Linked DNA regions of Homo sapiens: region 2 is linked to region 1. Evidence: chromatin contacts called from ENCODE Hi-C or POLR2A ChIA-PET data. All regions are on one chromosome and are shown on one strand. The core of a region is the stretch at or near the end of the contact, and the rest is flanking DNA. Distances in the headings are between cores, read along the strand shown. Region 1 holds the start of NME6 (NME/NM23 nucleoside diphosphate kinase 6). Region 2 holds the start of CAMP (cathelicidin antimicrobial peptide).

Evidence for each region. A loop is a pair of places that touch in the nucleus more often than their neighbours do. ChIA-PET counts read pairs that join two places held with the same protein, here RNA polymerase II (POLR2A). Pooled maps may share reads with other maps.
Region 2: a loop to region 1 is called in a map of mammary epithelial cell, with 6 times the contacts of the local background. The contact joins the promoter of CAMP here to the promoter of NME6 in region 1. A Hi-C loop is called at or near these places in 2 of 168 maps with a recorded cell type or tissue (GM12878 and mammary epithelial cell), 5 of 37 single-sample maps with no recorded cell type and 10 of 50 pooled maps. POLR2A ChIA-PET finds 5 or more read pairs at or near these places in 4 of 52 experiments (A673, GM12878, OCI-LY7 and 1 more).

Annotation. Positions count from the first base shown.
Region 1 is chr3:48,299,663-48,303,249 of GRCh38, reverse strand. NME6 (NME/NM23 nucleoside diphosphate kinase 6) reads left to right here and starts at 1,883. Exons shown (of 6, transcript NM_001308426.2): 1 at 1,883-1,897. RefSeq lists silencers at 1,461-1,680, 1,981-2,180 and an enhancer at 1,771-1,900.
Region 2 is chr3:48,222,220-48,226,003 of GRCh38, reverse strand. It overlaps CAMP (cathelicidin antimicrobial peptide), which reads right to left and starts at 2,509. Exons shown (of 4, transcript NM_004345.5): 1 at 2,292-2,509; 2 at 1,543-1,650; 3 at 1,330-1,401; 4 at 519-711. The coding sequence starts at 2,492. The coding sequence ends at 580. RefSeq lists a silencer at 2,531-2,825 and enhancers at 2,835-2,884, 2,895-3,024, 3,045-3,164.

The DNA.
Region 1 (3,587 bases), core at 634-3,133:
ATAAGGTTCTTGTCTTCTGTTTAACTGGTTTGCTGGGACTTCTGAAGTCCTGATGATCATACTGGGAAGGCAGACTCAGGGGTGGCGATGCTGGCTGTGGCCCTCATCTGCTGGGCCATGGTGGTTATTGTGTTGCTTCTTTTGCTGTGTCCTAGAACAGGGGCTTTACTGAGCCACCCATGTCCTCTGAGAGCTTTGCAACTTACAAGGACTGTTCTCTTCCTTCAGGGGCTGGGATGACTTGCTGATTTAAGCCCCTTTGTTGAGATACAGAGGTATTGTCATAATGACTGGGACTTGTGTTGCTCATCTTTGAGGAAGATTTGTTTAGGCTTGCTGTTATCCACCATATCTTTTATTTAGAGTAGTTTGCTGGCTAACTCACTGGGTCCTTTGGCCTACTGCAGATTCAGTTGCTACAACTCCGTCAGTGATTCCGTGTAGGGAGAAGTAATGGGTTGTCATTTTTGGAGTCAGGGTTGGGGGCCTGGGGTTTGAGAATCAGGTCAGAATTCATGGGTTGAGGTTTAGGGATTTGAGGTTGGGATTAGGAGGTTAGAAGATAAGCATCAAGGGCTCAGGATCTAGAGACCAGGTCTAGGATTAAAGGATTATAAATTTAGGGACTAGGGCTTGGGTTAGGATTGGAACTGAGTAGCAGAGGAGTTAAGATTAGAATAGGGGGTGGTGGTCAAGGGTCTAAACAAAAAGAGAAGAGATGCAAGGGTCTGCGGAGAGACTGGAAAAACTTTCCTCGTAAGTTCCCAAAGGTGACTGGGTATCAGGAAACTATTGGGAAGTGGCTTCTTATTGCTGCAGGGACAGAAGCCATGAGTTGGGGATAAACCTTCCAAGAGGGCAACACCTGTGTAGGCAGACACCGAAGTCAGTTAAATGTGCAAGTAAGTCTTTACATTGATGACAGTTATCGTTTATTTTCATTCTTCTCATTCTCAGTGATTTCCCTCAAAAAAAAAAAAAAAAACCCAAGAAACCAAAACACTTTTTTTTTTTTTAACCATCTTTATTCAACCTGTCACCAAGTTTCTGGTCACCTGCCACAGCTGACCCCCGATCCATTCTCCCTGTCCCCATCCTCTCCATACATCACAGTACACACCAGGAATACCCCCAGTTCTCATCTCCTCACCCTGGGCTGCGTCAATAGACTCCAGAGTAACCCAAACCACACCCTGCTGCCCAGATTCCTAATGACACGTGAAAGGCCGTTATGACTTGCTTTCCTCATGCCCTATGCACACCTGGGCTCCAGCCAAGGATCCTCCTTCATCAACCCCCATATTAGCTACGATCCTTCATGCTAATGTATCGCTCAGAGCTCAAAAGACTTTGAAGGGCCTGTGCCTTCGCTATCGAGCGCTTAAGTTCTTTGCCCTCCGCGTACTTTTGACAAATACTGGGCATCAACCATGTTCCAGGAACTACCCTGGGCAAAGAAAATAACTGGGCAAGGTTTCCATCGGTGTCTCTGCTGGCGGGCATCGCCCCCGCCGGGCCGCCACCCTGAACGAGCCCGTCCGGTCCTCTGGGTTCCGCCACCCTGCGTAGCGCTGCGCCAGCACCCGGCCCAGCACTCCCTCCCGCCGAGGGCGCCCAGGCCGGCTTCCGAGGGCGCCCAGGCCGGCTTCCGAGGGGCGGTTCCCACAAGCGAGTTCCGGCGCCCAGAACGGCTTCATCCTCTCGTCCCGTCCGCGGCAAATGCATGCGCCTGGAAAACCCGCCACCCTCCAGGGCAACTCACACCTCACCTCACGCCGCGGCGCAACCGGACTAGGACCCCGAGCAGGGCTGCCCAGGGAGCGCCTGAAGGACCCTGCGAGGGCCGCAGGCTATCCAGCGTGGCGCCTGGTGGCCGGGCCCTGTGCCGGAGGACAAGGTGAACCCGCAGCCGGACTTCTGCTGCACTGGGGCTCCGAATGACCCAGAATCTGGGGTGGGCTTAGGCCCCGGGTACGAGGGGTGAGGGCTGCGCGGTTGCAGGCCTAGAGAAGTAGGGGGCTGGGTCGAGAGTTGAGGCCGTGAGCCCGGGGGGCTGGAGGGCGTGGCCACGGGGGTAGGGGCGCAGGTCCCGGCCGCGCGTGGGTGGACCAGGGCTGGGCCGCCGCCCTCCAGGAAGCGAGTGGTGGCCCCCTCGAGTGCTGGGGTGGCAGTGTACCGACAGCTTTACTTTTTTTTTGTTTTGGAGACGGAGTCTGGTTCTGTCGCCAGGCTGGAGTGCAGTGGCGCGATCTCGGCTCACTGCAGCCTCCGCCTCCAGAGTTCAAGTAATGCTCCTGCCTCAGCCTCCCTAGTAGCTGTGACTGTAGGCGCGCGCCGTTATGCCTGGCTAATTTTTTTGTATTTTTAGTAGAGACGGGCTTTCACCATGTTGGCCAGGATGGTCTTGATCTCCTGACTTCGTGATCCGCCCGCCTCGGTCTTTCAAAGTGCTGGGATTACAGGCGTGAGACACCGCGCCCTGCCTAAAATTTTTAATTCTCATGGAGTCACCTTTAAGTCTAACAGGATTCTCGACTTGTCAGTTTGTTGTAAACCAAGAGTCAAGACAGCCACAACTTAGCTGCGTTAGTAAAGGAACCATGTCCTCCCTACAGGCCGCGTGTTCTTGCCACGAGAACCCCTAGCAGCCTGGCCTTGGAATGGCTGGATGAGGTGCATTCGTTGGTTCATTCAGATACTGTTAAGAGCCAGCTGTGTGCTAGGTACTGCTTACACCTTCTGGTGGTGAAGACGGAACTGAAGGGAACTTGCAAGGAGCTGTGAGAAAGTGTAACGGGAAGTGAGCTAAGATCACTAAGGTGGGCAGGAGGCAACCAGAGAAAGCACATTCAGGACTGCGAAAACTACTCACACAAAGGCTGTCAAGCCAGAAATTCTTTCAAAACTGAAAGGCCCATGAGGTTGGAGCTAGAGAAACTTAAGGAGTGTGGGGTTCCAGATGAGGCTAGAGAGGTACGTGGGGAACCACAAGATCATGCAGAGCCTGGGAGGCCGTGATAAGGATTTTGGTTTTTATTCTAAGAACAGGGTGCCCTTTAAAGGGTTAAGGAGGGGAACCATATGATTAGATTTTCATGTGTGGTTCACTTTGGCTGCTGTGTGGAGATTGTAGAGGTTGGCAGGACAGAAACTGGGAGACCAAAGAGGAGGCTGTCAAGATGTCCAGAGGGGAATGATGATGTCTTAGAGTTATGGTGGTAGCAGTTGAGGATGGGAGAATGGTATGGGTTTTGAGATATATTAGGTAGGGAAAATTGCCAGAAGTTGGTGATCGTGTGGATATGAAGAGTGAGGGAGGGGAGGTGTCATGGATGTCTCTGTAGACAGTTGCTGAAAATGACGTGTTACCACCTGTGGCATTAGGGAGAGTGGGTTAGCTGATCTTGTACTGGTTAGATTGGGTGTGGCTTTATGGTTTGAGTGGAAAATCAGGTTGAAAGCTGTAGAAAGGACATGAATAGGAGCGACCATGGCAGTTTCTTTGCTTGGGCCAGATTCTAATACCACCTTTAACATGATTGACAGTTTTTAGGATAAGATAAATGAGAATGTTGTCTAGACTCTGT
Region 2 (3,784 bases), core at 1,260-3,759, 78 kb after region 1:
ATCCCTAAACACAAGCTCACAAGTTAAATCTGCTACCCACCTGAAGAAACTGTGATGTGTCCCAATGCCAGAGGAAATGCCAGGAGTTATGGGCTTTCCTGAGTTAAGTCTTTTAGGAAGCATTGGAATTTTATGGGAATTGTACCTGCAGGGAGACCGCACCCAGTTGGCCAGCCACCCATGGGACTGGACCATGCTTCTCTGAGTGTTAACAACACGCTTGGCCCCTCCCTTGAATGTCACCTCCCCATGAGCAGGAACAGCTCCACAGCATTCCCCCACCACCACACACAGAGTAGAGCTCCTTAATTCCCCACTGGGGGTTCCACTGAGAATGGGAATGCCATCTTGGATCTCTTGGCCCTACTGCCTTACCCTGTGTCCTCCTGGATGGAACACTGCCCTCGCCACCTCTGTGTCACACTCACACACACTCACACTCACACGTGGACTCCCTGAGCTAAGGGCTCAGTTGTGGTGAGAGAGAGGAGGCAAAACAAGTGAGACTGAAGCCTGAGGAAATTGCTCTCATAGTTTATTTCTCAGAGCCCAGAAGCCTGAGCCAGGGTAGGGCACACACTAGGACTCTGTCCTGGGTACAAGATTCCGCAAAAAATCCTTGATTCTCTGGACAATTCTTTTAAACTCTTTGCCAATCTTCTCTTTAGATTTCCGGAAGAAATCACCCAGCAGGGCAAATCTCTTGTTATCCTGGGGTTGTGTACAGGAAGAAACAGGTTCCTTGTCGGGGATGTACCCAGGGTCAATCCAAGACCCCTCCCCACCTAGACGCCCCTCTTCGTGGGCCCCCGCAGGAGCTTTGGGGCCCCAGTTCAACCTCTGGCTGTGACCTTTGAAGCATGTGATTGAATCCCTACACCCAATAAAAAGATGAGAAAACAGAGTCCCGGAGATAGTGAGGGGCTCTGCAGGGTCACACAGCCCAGCCCAGCAACACTGAGATGGGAACACAGGGCTGAGAGCTGAGTACTCTTAGACAGTGGCTCTCAAACTTTACAGAAGCCGGAATCTCCTGGAAAGCTTATCAAAATACGAATTTCTGGGCCCTACCCAGAGTCTGTCTGAGTAGGTCTGAGTAGGGCCTGAGAATTTGCATATCTAACGAGTCCCCAGGAAGGGCTACACTTGGAGATCTACCGCTCTAAGGGATTCCAGAGCCGGCCCTGGAGATGGAACTCAGGTTTGGGGAAGAGCCCTGGGTAGGAGGGGCTTTCTCTGTCCTGGGTTGGGGGAGTAGTTAATTGACCCATTGGATGGTCCACACTCTATGCCCCCATCAGCCCCTGCATCCCAGAACAGCCCACTCACCTTATCACAACTGATGTCAAAGGAGCCCCTGGCCTGGTTGAGGGTCACTGTCCCCATACACCGCTTCACCAGCTGGAAAGGAGAAGCTCAAGGTCAAACTTGAAACCATTTGCCATGACCTCCCAGCCACATCCCAGTGGGAAATATTCCCCAGGTGCCCCCTGTTCAGCTCCTTGGGAGGCACCCACCAACACCCCCAGCCCCCAGCCTCACCCCGTCCTTCTTGAAGTCACAATCCTCTGGTGACTGCTGTGTCGTCCTGGGGCACACTGTCTCCTTCACTGTGAAGCTCACAGGCTTTGGCGTGTCTGGGTCCCCATCCTAGTCAGAGGAGGAAATGGGGAGGCCCATTCTTGTATTTTCTGATTTGTGTCCATGACCTCCCCACCAAGAGGGCAGGCTTTCCACAGTACCTGATGTGCGACGGGCACTGGGTGCTGGGCTTGGCACTGGGGCATTGAGGGGAGGAGGACTGAGCCATTCCTACCCTCCTAGGTGAACAGTGAGTAGGAGCAGACCTCAGATGAGCTCTAACAAGGAGCCCCTCCCACTCTGGGGTGGGGGCAAGGGAAGTCAGGGGGCTTCCTGGGGGACAAGACATGCCCACTGGAACCTAAAGTCTGGATAGAGTTCTTCCCTATGTGGGGTAACGTGGTACAGAAGAGACTTAAAGCAGAGGAGGTCACTGCCCAGAGCCAATGACCCCATTCTAGTGCCTGGAGCTCGCAGAAGTCCCAAAACCTGCGTGGGGTCGGGGTGAGGGTATCTCTGCCACAGCAGGAATTATAAGGCAGGAAGCTCTCGAGCTGGGAGGAGACACGAGCTCTAGAAGGTTCCCTGGAAAACACGGGACCACATTTAAAGGGGGAGATGCCCTCCTGGCAGGCAGTGCAGCAGGAGCAGAAGGAACAACACGTGGCCAAGCCCAGCCAGAGCAGAGCAGAATGTCCCCCAAAGCTCACCATCGTGGGCCTGGGGTCCAGGTCCAGGAGGCGGTAGAGGTTAGCATCCGAGGACCGCTGGTTGATGCCATCTATAGCACGAAGCACAGCTTCCTTGTAGCTGAGGACCTGGGCAATGATGGCCAGAGGCATCACCAGGCCCAGCAGCAGGAGCACCAGTGACCACCGCCCCAGGGAGTGGCCATCCCTTTGGGTCTTCATGGTCCCCATGTCTGCCTCCCTCTAGCCCACAGGAGCCTCCTTTATGCCCAGCCTGAGCCTGATGCAAAAGCCCAACCAGGAGCCTTCCTGATCCACCCATCCCTGGCTGCCTGCCAGGGTGTGGGCTGGGGTTTGCTTTAGCCCCTGGCTATTGCTTCACAGGACTTGCTGGGCAGTGAGTGAGGCCTTCCTTGTGTGCAAGATGAGGAAGTGGTTTCTTCATCTCTGACAACCTCCCAGACCTGACCGGAGATTGTCATAGCCAGGGGTGCTCAAGAGCGTTAAATCCCTCCAGAGAGGAAGAGAGCCAGGTGCCTATTCTACATCCTTCTACTCCTCAGGAGTCAGTATGATGGACTGCTAAATCTCCAGCTCTAGGCATTGCCTGGCACCCTGTAGGCATCGATTAAGAATTGATGAATGAGGCAGGGCACGGTGGCTCACGCCTATAATCCCAGCACTTTGGGAGGCCAAGGTGGGCGGATCACCTGAGATAAGGAGTTCGAGACAAGCTTGGCCAACATGGTGAAACCCCATCTCTACTAAAAATATGAAAATTAGCCACGCATGATGGCTCACACCTGTAGTCCCAGCTACAAGCTGAGGCATGAGAATCACTTGAACCCATTGAACCCGGGAAGCAGAAGTTGCAGTTAGCTGAGATCATGCCACTGCACTCCAGCCTGGGTAACAGAGTGAGACTCAGTATGAAAAAAAAAAAAAAGAACTGGTAAATGAAGACAGTAGCCACCCCCAACCTAGAGACTCACTCTTGCAAGGGACAAGTTGCCCTTTCAGTTCAAGGCCATACCACATGCTCTCTGGACCCAGCCGTCAGCCAGACGAAGGCTCTGCTCCATCTATCCCCTTCTGCATCCTTCTTCACTGTTTTTTTCAGTCTCAAAATGTTCCCAAGCCCCTCCAGACATGGCCTTTCACCATGGCTTCTCCCAAGCCAAGTCTTAGGAAAGGTTGTCTACGCTTCTTGACCCCATCTTTTCACTCTTCTTCATGCTGAAGGCCACTGAAGGCTGGCCAACCCACCCTTGGTCCATGGCCACCCTCAAGCCTGGTCTTTGTCTGCACAGGCACTGGTGAGCCTTCCTTCTTGCTGCCCCGGTCTCCCCTGATGCCACTCTCCTGCTGTCCCTCCTGCCTCCCTGGTGGCTCCTTCTTGGTCTCCCCTAAGGGCTGTCTTCTTAATATTGAGAGCGTGTGGGGTCACCTCCTGGGCTGCTTCTCTTCCCTGGCCTCGGGTTTCCCTGGGGACGCCCTCTCCCAGGACACCAGTT